Regions from separate parts of the Homo sapiens genome. Here region 1 is linked to region 2. A link is an interaction called in ENCODE POLR2A ChIA-PET data of the cell type or tissue named here. Cell type or tissue: OCI-LY7. All regions are shown on one strand. Each heading gives the region's core, and the rest is flanking DNA. Links, peaks and the distances in the headings are about the cores only. Region 1 holds the start of CTPS2 (CTP synthase 2). Region 2 overlaps RBBP7 (RB binding protein 7, chromatin remodeling factor).

What was found. Peaks named below come from ENCODE experiments on the same cell type or tissue, not always from the same donor. Only the 100,000 strongest peaks of a DNase experiment are listed, where the experiment ranks them.
Region 1: POLR2A ChIA-PET joins it to region 2 with 14 read pairs; 8 of 35 experiments call an interaction of 5 or more read pairs at or near these places.

The regions. Positions count from the first base shown.
Region 1 is chrX:16,710,231-16,715,604 of GRCh38, forward strand. It overlaps CTPS2 (CTP synthase 2), which reads right to left and starts at 2,439. Exons shown (of 19, transcript NM_175859.3): 1 at 2,105-2,439. RefSeq lists silencers at 1,892-2,161, 2,222-2,311. In OCI-LY7, for the core only: no CTCF peak of the experiment used is centred there; DNase peaks (open chromatin) are centred at 1,201, 1,881 and 2,441; H3K4me3 peaks cover 3,010 bases; H3K27ac peaks cover 2,919 bases.
Region 2 is chrX:16,858,195-16,863,568 of GRCh38, forward strand. RBBP7 (RB binding protein 7, chromatin remodeling factor) reads right to left here. Exons shown (of 12, transcript NM_002893.4): 3 at 4,761-4,906; 4 at 482-655. Among named protein-coding and RNA genes, the nearest start is that of RBBP7, 9.5 kb to the right of the region's middle. In OCI-LY7, for the core only: no CTCF peak of the experiment used is centred there; no DNase peak of the experiment used is centred there.

The DNA.
Region 1 (5,374 bases), core at 79-5,078, 150 kb before region 2:
GCCAAGAAGAATGTGGACAGGCTTTGCTGGGTTTCCCCACTCAGTCTATTTCCATTAGCTCATCTGTCCCTGCTTCATGGACTCCAAGCATAAAATCAGATCATTTCCCTTGCATCTTTAAGGGGTTTTCATTTCTGAAGGCTCCCATGTCACATAAACCTATGATTCAATAAATTATTATGCTTCTCTCTTGTTAATCTGTCTCTTGTTTAAGGCTGTCAGCCGTGACCCTTATGATATCAGCTCTTTCCTCCCCTACATAAGCAATTGCTCATTTTCTGTTTTTTCAAAAACACAAGATACCTTTTTAAAGCACCTTGGATATTTTAGAGACCTTTTGTAAAAATGCAACTTAATACCAAGGGGACACCTAATTCTTCCTACTTTGTTGTTGTTGTTGTTGTTTTGAGTTGGAGTCGCGCTCTGTCACCAGGCTGGAGTGCAATGACACGATCTGGGCTCACTGCAACCTCCGCCTCCCGGGTTCAAGCAATTCTCCTGCCTCAGCCTCCCAAGTAGCTGGGACTACAGGTGCATGCCACCATTCCCAGCTAATTTTTGTATCTTTAGTAGAGACAGGGTTTCACCATGTTGTCCAGGATGGTCTTGATCTCTTGACCTCGTGATCCGCCCACCTCGGCCTCCCAAAGTGCTGGGATTACAGGCATGAGCCACCATGCCCGGCCCTCTACTTCTTTTAAGCACACAAGTAAGTTTAACAAAGTTTCAAAGGTTCAGGGAAAGGCTGGCCCTGTTTTAGATCACTTCCTCCATTGAGGATTGTTTCTGGTGTCAAGACAAGTTTTTCATTTACTCTTACATGCAGTGAGCAGAACCAAGTGTTTATAGGATAGCACAGTGTAGAGCTGTGCTGTCTCCACTACCTAATAAAAAATATTACACAGCCAGGTACGTAATTTTAAGTTTCTAGTAGCCATATTAAAAAAGTAAAAAGAATCAAATGAAGTTCATGTTAATATATGTTATTTAACCCAATGTAGCCAAAAATGTTATCACTTTTAACGCACAATGTAAGAATGTATTAGTGAGATATTTGACATCTTTTTTGTGTACTAAGCTTTCAGAAATCAGGTGCCTGTACTCAGAGCACATCTCAGTACGGATTTTGCCACATTTCCAGTATTCAATAACCACATGTGACCAGTGGCTCCCACATTAGACCAGGCAGGCCTAGAGCAAATAAAAGCACCGGAAGCACCCAGAGACACCTTCTCAGTGATGGCCATTTAAAAAGTAATGTTAGACACAAAAGAGTACTTACCTGATGATCTTGTTCTATGAAGTTCTAGAACAGTCAAAGCTAAGCTATGATAACAATCAGAACCGGGGTTGAGTGCGGGGCCTGGGGTGGATTGACAGAAAGGAGGTACCAGGGAACTTTGCAGGGTGAAGGAAATGGTCAATGTTCACTTTGGGATAATGGTTACAGGAGTGTATAATTTGTCAAATCCCGTCGATTTGCACACTGAAAATGGGACATTTTGTTGTATATAAACCATACATACAATTCTTTTTTATGTTGCCCCCAAAAAAGCTATTCTGTAGCAGCAGCGTAGTTCGGCACTATGCGCCCTAACCATCTAGTACGGGGAAAACGCGGGGGTCGTTGTTTAAGGGGTGCACTGGGACCGGGGAGAGGACAGAAAGGCCATGTTACCGGCGCTGATCACCAGCCTCGCAGACCCCCGCTCGGGGCTTCACTTCCGCCAACGCCATCTCAGGGCTCTCCTGGCTCCCGAGGGCCGGGAGAAGTGGGGATCCGGGTGCGGGCGCTGGCGCGGGCGGAGGCGGGAAGAAGCGCGTCCCGGGGACGCGCGGGACAGGCTCCAACCGCACTGGGCACGGGCCAGCGTTCCCCAGTCCCCGCGCCACACCCGGCAGCCGAGGTCTGCGAGCGCGGGGCTGGCGGCCGGACCCGACTCAGCGCTGGGCAGGGAGCCGGCGCCATCAGAGAGCGGACAAAGGAGCCCGGCCCCACAAGTGCACCGGGGCTGGGGGTGCAGGGCGGAGAGGCCCTGGGGACGAGGGATGGCCCGGGCGCCGAGGCCCTGGGGGTCTGGGACAGGCCCAGAAGGGAAGTTACCTGCGCGGTGGTGGTAGCACCGGGGAGGGTGGCCGGTGGGCACGGCGGGCTCCACCCCGCGGCTGGCCTGGCGCTCACCTGTCGGGCTGGGGAAGGGGTCGCTGCCGGGGCTGTCCAAAGCCGCCCCCGGGATCTTCCCACCGCCCACACGGGCCTCGGGGTGCGCGGCGCCCTCCTCGCCCACCTTCCCCTCTCCTCCCTGCTGCTGGCCCAGCTCACTCACGCTGGTGAGCTTGGGGTTTGCACCCGGGTTTGTGCAATGGTCCAAAACAAGCGCCTAAAAAGTGATTCCTCCAGCACAGGCAGCTCCCGTCACCCTCCGCTCTGGACGCACTGGGCCCCAGGCCTCGCCCAGCCCGGGGACCGCTCCTCCCTCCCGTGGCTCACTTTGCAAAGGCACTTCGAGTGCGCGGGTGAACTCCACGCTTCCCGGGGAACCCCGGCTTCCTGGCAAGCCGAGACCCTCGCTCGGGTCCTCCCGTGCAGATCTCACCCTTGTAAAGAACTTCACTGGTCACAAACGCTTGTGGATCCCCTACTACGCCCCAGGAACTGCAGGAGCGCTCAGGAGAGAAGGAAAAGGAAAGAGAATGCCTGCCTTTGAGGAGCTAGCTCACAGTCTGGTGGGAGGTCCACCCGTCTGTTGGAACCAGTAAGGTTCCCTAGAACAATACTTCTGCAGCAAAGAGTTGCGGGGGTGCAGTGAGGGGAGGAAGGCAATTAAGGCTTCCAAGAGTGACTTTTTTTTTTTTTTTTTTTTTGAGACGGAGTTTCGTTCGCCCTTTTTGCCCAGGCTGGAGTGCAATGGCGCGATCTGGGCTCACTGCAACCTCCGCCTCCCGGGTTCAAGCGATTGTCCCTGCCTCAGCCCCCGGAGTAGCTGGGATTACAGGCGGATGCCAAAAAGCTCGGCTAATTTTGCATTTTTAACAGAAACGGGGTTACATCACGTTGGCCAGGCTGGTCTCGAACTCCCGACCTCAGCTGATCCTCCTGCCTTGCCTCCCAAAATGCTGGGATTACAGGCTTGAGCCACTGCACCCCGCCCAAATACTCTAAAAAGTCACTCTTCGGGTGACTCACGCCTGTAATCCCAGCACTTTGGGAGGCCAAGGCAGGCGGATCACCTGAGGTCGGGAGTTCGAGACCAGCCTGGCCAACGTGGTGTAACCCTGTCTCTACTAAAAATGCAAAATTAGCCAGGTGTGGTGGCACCTGCCTGTAATCCCACCTACTCCGAAGGCTGAGGCAGAGAGAATCGCTTGAACCTGGGAGGCAGAGGTTGCAGTGAGCCGAGATCAGGCCACTGCACTCCAGCCTGGGTGACAGAGGAGACTTTGTCTCAAAAAAAAAAAAAAAAAAGAGTATTGGAGGATGATTGGTGCTGGGAACGGATACAGGAGGTTTTTCGGGTGAAGGCAAGAAGCCAACCACTGAAGGAAGCTAACATGGACAACAGAAGGGTCTGAAGTGAGATGGAAGGTTTTAGGAAAGTGGTGGAAATTTCGCATAACCAGTGTGAGATGCTAGAGCGACAAGTTAGACAAGAGTCACTGAAGACCTAGTGGAGTTTAGAAACCATCATCGTGTAGTGGTGTCCAGCTATAATCTGCTATAATCTGGCAAGGTATCTACAGAAATATAGCTCTTAGTTATGAAACCCAAGTTTCCTGCTTGCATAGAATAGAAGGACAAGAGGGTGAGGAGGTGGAGGGCACAGAAAGACTGCGATTGCAGTGATGGGCCAGAGCTCTAGTCCTAGAGGACAGGAACTGTTAATAAAACCAGCGGGGAGCTGATGGACTGGGAGACAGATGAGAGAAGGGCTCCAAGGCCAGGGCCTCTGAGGAGAGGACTGGCAAACTGGCAGCAGAGAGTGTGGTGCTGGAGTTCAGGCCTTCAAATGGATATTCCAGGAAATGAGACAGTTTGGGGTGTGGCAGCTACAATGGAATAGAAAAGTGAGATGGGCATCACTGGCCTTGGGTTTAGTGCCCACAAGGCTGGTATGTTGGACATCGAGGGTCCCAAAAGGATGGCAGGAGGTGGAGGAGTCAATCGAGGTCAAGGAACTTTAGAGAATTGGGGTTGCGGGGTGGGTAGTGAGCCTGAAACTAATAGATGACTGTGACAAGGAAAGGGAGAAGGTTGCAGAACAAATGTCAGTGCCTTTCAAGACACAATGGAGGCCTGGCGCCATGGCACACCCCTGTAATCCCAGCACTTTGAGAGGCTGAGGCAGGCAGATAGTTTGAGTCCAGGAGTTGGTGACTTACCTGGACAACATGGCAAAATCCTGTCTCTACAAAAAATACAAAAATTATCACGTGTGCTGGCATGCATCCCAGGGGAGGCTGAAGCAGGAAGGTCGCCTGAGCCCAGGAGGTCAAGGCTGCAATGAGCTATGACCGTGCCACTGCACTCCAGCCTGGACGACAGACTGAGACCTTGTCTCAAAAAAAAAATCAATTAATTAATTTAAAAAAATAAACACGACCAGGCATGGTGGCTCACCCCTGTAATCCCAGCACTTTGGGAGGCCGAGGTGGGTGGATCACGAGATCAGGAGATCGAGACCATCCTGGTTAACACGGTGAAACCCCGTCTCTGCTAAAAATACAAAAAATTAGCCGGCCGCGGTGGCGGGTGCCTGTAGTCCCAGCTACTCAGGAGGCTGAAGCAGGAGAATCTCTTGAACCCGGGAGGTGGAGGTTGCAGTGAGCCCAGATCGCGCCATTGCACTCCAGCCTGGGCGACAAGAGCGAAACTCCATCTCAAAAAATAAAATAAAATAAACACAATGGAGTTTCTCCCCACCAAGGATGAAAGAACAGTGTTGTGGAGGAAGCAGTAAGGAACTTGGAACAATGATGTCAATTTCTGGGAAAATAAGCAGACGCTTCACTCAGCAGGGTAGCCTTGGGGGAGATCCAGGTCTCCATGGGTGTTGGGGGGTCCAGGGGAGGGACAAGGAACCACCTTGTCAAAAGGCTAGAGGCATAAACAAGTCTTCCAGAGGGCTCAGGGGAAAGAATGTTTGTGAAATGGGTTGGTATGGGTGCTAATACTTAATACCTGCCGCATATGTAAGGTTTCCTTCCACAGTTCCGTCTTTCATTATCTTTTTAGAACCAGGACAGTTGTTATGATCCCCTTTTTAGAATGAGGGACCTGAGGTTCAGAGATGTGAAATGTCTTGACCAAGGGTACGTTAGTTAATATGAGTGGCAAAGCCAGGACATCAATGCACAGCCAGACTCCACCACAGGA
Region 2 (5,374 bases), core at 262-5,261:
GTATTTGGCTTCACTATTGGGGTCCTCAATTTTGTTACCATGGCTGGTCATAGAACAGGATGTGCCCACGCCAACAGACCTCCACAAAAATCCCAGATTCTGAAACTCAAATGGGCTGCCCTGGGTAGAGACATTTAGCACATGTTCCTATGGTTTGCTGCTAGAGACAAAACATGTCCCACGTGGCCCTGGATGGGAAGGACTCAGACGCCTGTAGCTAACCCCTCTGGACTTCCCCTGATGTGTATCTTTTTCTTCCTACTCTTGCTCTGGATTCTTTGCTGTAATAAACTTTAGCTGTTAGTATAAGCTGCTTTTAGGTAGTTCTGGCAAATCCCTGAACTTGAGGATGGTTATGGGACCCCCAAAGCAATTTTTAAACCTTTAAATATTATAAAGTATGCTACTTTGACCTTAAAAACATTACCAGTTTGAATCAAGAAAACTGCTCAAGTAATGACCTAACTCTATTATTACATACCTGGTTTAGCAGGGTGTTTTGTATAGTCAAAAACCAACACATCAGAAGATGGTGTTTTTGTAGCAATGATGTGAGGATTCTGCGGCATGTAACGAGCACGGTTTACTTCTCCTTCGTGATTGATTTTAATTTCACATTCAATTTTTCCTGTTACAGAACCAAAGCCACCAAATTCTAATGTGAGGAGAAAGAAACACACACACACACACTCAGGATTAAAATTCACAAATCACTTAGTTCAATCAACCTAACAGATTTTGACCTGGCAGAATACAACACAAACTGACAAGACAAAGACAGAAACATGCATAGAGAAAACCCAAAAATGTGGGTTCATTTGCCACATCAATTTATTCTTAAAGCCCATTTGCACTGGAAAATATTGGTAGCTGCCTTATGCAACTTAATTCAGTTCCACCTTGGATCTAAAACAACTGTCCTCTTTCAGTTATGAAGATGATATAGTTATTCACTGAAATTTCAAGTAACCATATAATAAGCAGACCAATAGCTTTTTAGTTCAAATACAACTCACTGTAAGTACTGCACTGAATTAGCATCTTATTTTAGGATTCATCAAAACAGGAAAGGTTTTAACCCTCCACAGTATGAACACCCTTTGAGTCTGAAGTCAGAAGCATCCTCAAATCAATCAGAAACCCACGCTAACCCCTACCTGTCCCTAAACACACATACATTGGCCCTGCCAGCATACTTGGTTTAACTGCTAGTGCAGTGCCAAGGTTAACCTCTCCGCCCATCTGGTGTGTGAATAAGACTATAGTATTAAATAATCATGAAAAAGGCCTTGTAAAGTAACAAAGTCATATAAAAAGTACGGTAACTTCCAAGAAGTAGCAACATGTTAGCAGAAAGAATACAAGTAGAGAACATCTAAGCAAATACAGCAAACAAGAACATTCTTTTTTGTGCTCATAGATAAAAAAACCTGAATTAGTTGCTGACGCTTAAAAAGATAGGAGGGTTCACATTACAATTGTGTTATTCTTCCTGACCTATATTGCCTTTTCTTTGCACATTCCATTTTAGCTCACCCTGTGTCTCAGGTCAGGGACAACTAACACAAATGCCTACTGGAGCCAGACAGGTAAGAAGTAAAATAGACCGGGGCCTGGAGCAACCACCAAAAGGAGCAAACCATTTCTCAGTTCCAGGCAGCTCCTTCTATGTGGAATGCTTAATGAACACTCGCTTCCATGTCTTAATATCAGTATCTAGCCGTTCCTCTCTGAAGCAAACATAGCTTACTATTTCAGTGTGGTTGAAAAAACCGTATCTCAAATCCACGATTACTCCAAAGCTCCTCTACCCACTACTCTCATGTGACCACATGCAAAAGGATCCTTTTTCCTCGTAGCACCTTCTGTTCCATGGTGTCAATGGAAGAAATGTGCCTCGGCATGCTAAGACCCCTCCTGATCCAATCGTCTCCTCCCTCCTGAGACTGCTCCAAATCTGCTCCACTTTGACCTTCAACATCCCATTCCATGGACTCCAGTGGCTCTAACCCTTCTGCTACAAAGATACTCAAGTTTCCTGATTCCTTTAGCTAAAACAACCTGAAGAGCTCTCCTTTAAAAAAAAAAGGGGGGGGGGCGGGGCTTCCAAGTAGGATTTACTTTGAACACAGAGTTTTGTTTTCTCAAACTTAAAATTTTGAAAAGTCACTGTCTTAATGATAATATCCATTAAAAAATGTAACTCAATATTGGCCGGGCGTGGTGGCTCATGCCTGTAATCCCGGCACTTTGGGAGGCCAAGGCGTGCGGATCATGAGGTCAGGAAAGCAAGACCATCCTGGCTAACAAGGTGAAACCCCGTCTCTACTAAAAATACAAAAAATCAGCTAGGTGTGGTGGCGGGCGCCTGTAGTCCCAGCTACTCGGGAAATCGCTTGAACCCAGGAGGCAGAGGTTGCAGTGAGCTGAGGTCACACCACTGCACTCCAGCCTGGGTGACAGAGCGAAACTTCGTCTCGAAAAAAAAAAGAAAAAAAAAAAGAAAAAAAAAATATATATACTGAATATTAACAAAGGTATTAACTGAATTATTTCAGCTACTTGTTAGAATACACTGGATGTGTAACTTTAATAATATATTAACATCATTATGCAGAGACTGTTAAACTGCAAGCCCGGTAAATACATACTTCAGGGCTAAAAGCCATTTAAAAATTTCTGATTACAATATATTCAGGCCGGGAGTGGTGGCTCATGCCTGTAATTCCAGCACTTTGGGAAGTTTAGGCAGGCGAATCACTTGAGGCCAGGAGTTCGAGACCTGCCTGGCCAACATGACAAAACCCAGTCTCTACTAAAAATACAAAAATTAGCCGGGCATGGTGGTGGACGCCTGTAATCCCAGCTACTCTTGAGGCTGAGGTACGAGAATCACTTGAACCCAGGAGGTGGAGGTTGCAGTGAGCCGAGATTGCACCACTGCACTCCAGCCTGGGCGACTGAGCGAGACCCTGCCTCATAACAAACAAAAACAAAACACAAAAAAACCCCAATATTTAAAGAAATAATGCATACAGTTGTCGGGGAATGAACAGTAAATTGTGGGAGTAGTAAACTGGGTAAATCACTTTGGAAAATAGTTTTCTATGAAGTTGACAATGAATACACCATACAACCTAGCAGTTTCACTACACTAGAGAATGTAGTATTTTTGAGACAGGATCTTGCTCTGTTGCTCAGGGTGGAGTGCAGTGGTGTGATCCTAGTTCACTACAGCTTCGAACTCCTGGGCTCAAGCGATCCTCAGCCTCCCAAGTAGCTAGGACTACAGGCATGCGCCACCACACATGGCTGATTTTTAATTTTATTTTTTGATAGAGACAATGTCTCACTGTGTGCCCTGAGTGGTCTTAAACTCCCAGGCTCAAGCGTTCCTCCTGCCTTGGCCTCCCGAAGTGTTGGGACTATGGGTATAGCCACTGCACCTGGCCAGTATTTTATTTTCAATAAGAAAAAAACCCTAAGGCACATATTAGAAAGTGCTAATAGCGTTAAGCCATTTGGGACTGTGAAGAAAGAGTTAATACAGCAGTCTGGGTGCTTAGCCCTGGAGTCTCTGAGGAACACTGGGACCCTATTACTGACCCTTGGCTAACTCCTGGGAACATGCACCTCAGAATGTTCTTTCTGTCACTGATGAACTGATGATTTTGTGGTGTGCACCTGGAGCAATGGACCGCGTTGTACCAGTTTGTCAGGGTTACTCTGCAGATATCAAGATTGATGACACGTACCTTCTTTTATTACTGGGTCCTCAGTTTGTATTACTGGGGTCCTCAAGTTACAGTTGCTGTGGCTGGTTGTCAGCAGGATGTGCCTATGCAACTAGTCCCCCAAGAAAGCCTCAGACCCCAAGACCCAAACAGGCTTCCCTGAGCAGAGATATTTCACACATGTCCCTGCAGTTTGCTGCCGGAAGACACATCCTGTGTGGCCTTGGACAAGACTTGTGCCAGACCTCCCTGAACTTGCCGATGTACATCTTTTTCCTGCTGCTTTTGTGTTCTTTACTGTAACAAACTTTAGCCACAAGTATAATTTGCTCTTGGGAGTCCTAGCAAAATCACCAAACTTGGGGTGGTCATGGGAATACCAAAACAGGAGAGTATATGTTTGACAAATTAAAAAAAGAAAAAAGCAGCCAACAGATTCCTGAATTAACCCTACCACTACTGCCTCTCTCCTCAAACAAAAAATACCCATTGCACACACCAACACATATTACTTTTACCAAAGTGGAATACTGTAATTACACATAGCAGTTAGTCACTTAATTTATCTTGGATACCTTCCTATACCAGTGCCTACAGATTTTTCTCATTAAAAAAAAAAATTTTTTTTTTAAATTTTTGGTAGAAATGAGGTCTGTGTTTTTCAGACTGGGCTTGAACTCCTGAGTTCAAGCAATCCTCCCACCTTGGCCTCCCAAAGTGCTGGGATTATAGGCGTGAGCCATGGCACCTGGCCTTTCTTATTAATTGCTGAGTAGTATTTCAAACATACCATGTGCTTAACCAACTTTCTATGAACCAACATCTGGGTTACAAGGTTGATCCTAATTTTTCAATTCTGCAATTACGACTAAAATCCTTGTGCACATGTGGGTGGGAAGTTCTGTAGAATAAAGTCCTAGAAGTTAAATTACTGGGCCAAAAGCTAATAGTATAGTTTTAATAGCATATGCTTTGAAAGAGACATTTTCCCTTTGACACCAATATTGGAATATATGATATACCTACCACCCTTGTCACTGTCACAATGGGAAGCATCAAACTGTGCATCATCATTGGGAATATGTACTCGAGCAACCACCAGATGATTCTGCTCATCAGACGTATGAGTCCCCAGCACTAGCCAATGAAGGGCATAATCTTTTCCTTCAGGTCTGTTTAAGAAAGAAAATAAGTCACACTAATCCTACAAGAAATCTCCAATTGCTAACAAATTCAGTCTAGTTCCCTCAAAATACATTCATATTTCTTTAGCAAATATATACTTAGCATCAACTGTGTATCTTCTCCCCCTCTGGTTACCAACTTTACAATCCCCACATATGCAAATATAAGAAAATATTCTAGCTACAACATGCAGAGGGCTTGCTTCTTTCCCAAAGAGCCATCCTCCTGTGCCTCAATTATCAGCGTGAACACTACCTTTTATAGAGCAGCACTCCGGGGAAGGTAGGCCCAACTCAGTAAACACAGACAAACATCTACACAGGAATCCACCAACAATCCCCACACTCATAAATCACAACTTCCCACCTAAAGAAATCTTCTTCCCACCTAAAAATATCTTATACACTAGATGTTTCTTATTTCCCAATAAGAAATTCTACAAGGTAGTATGGACA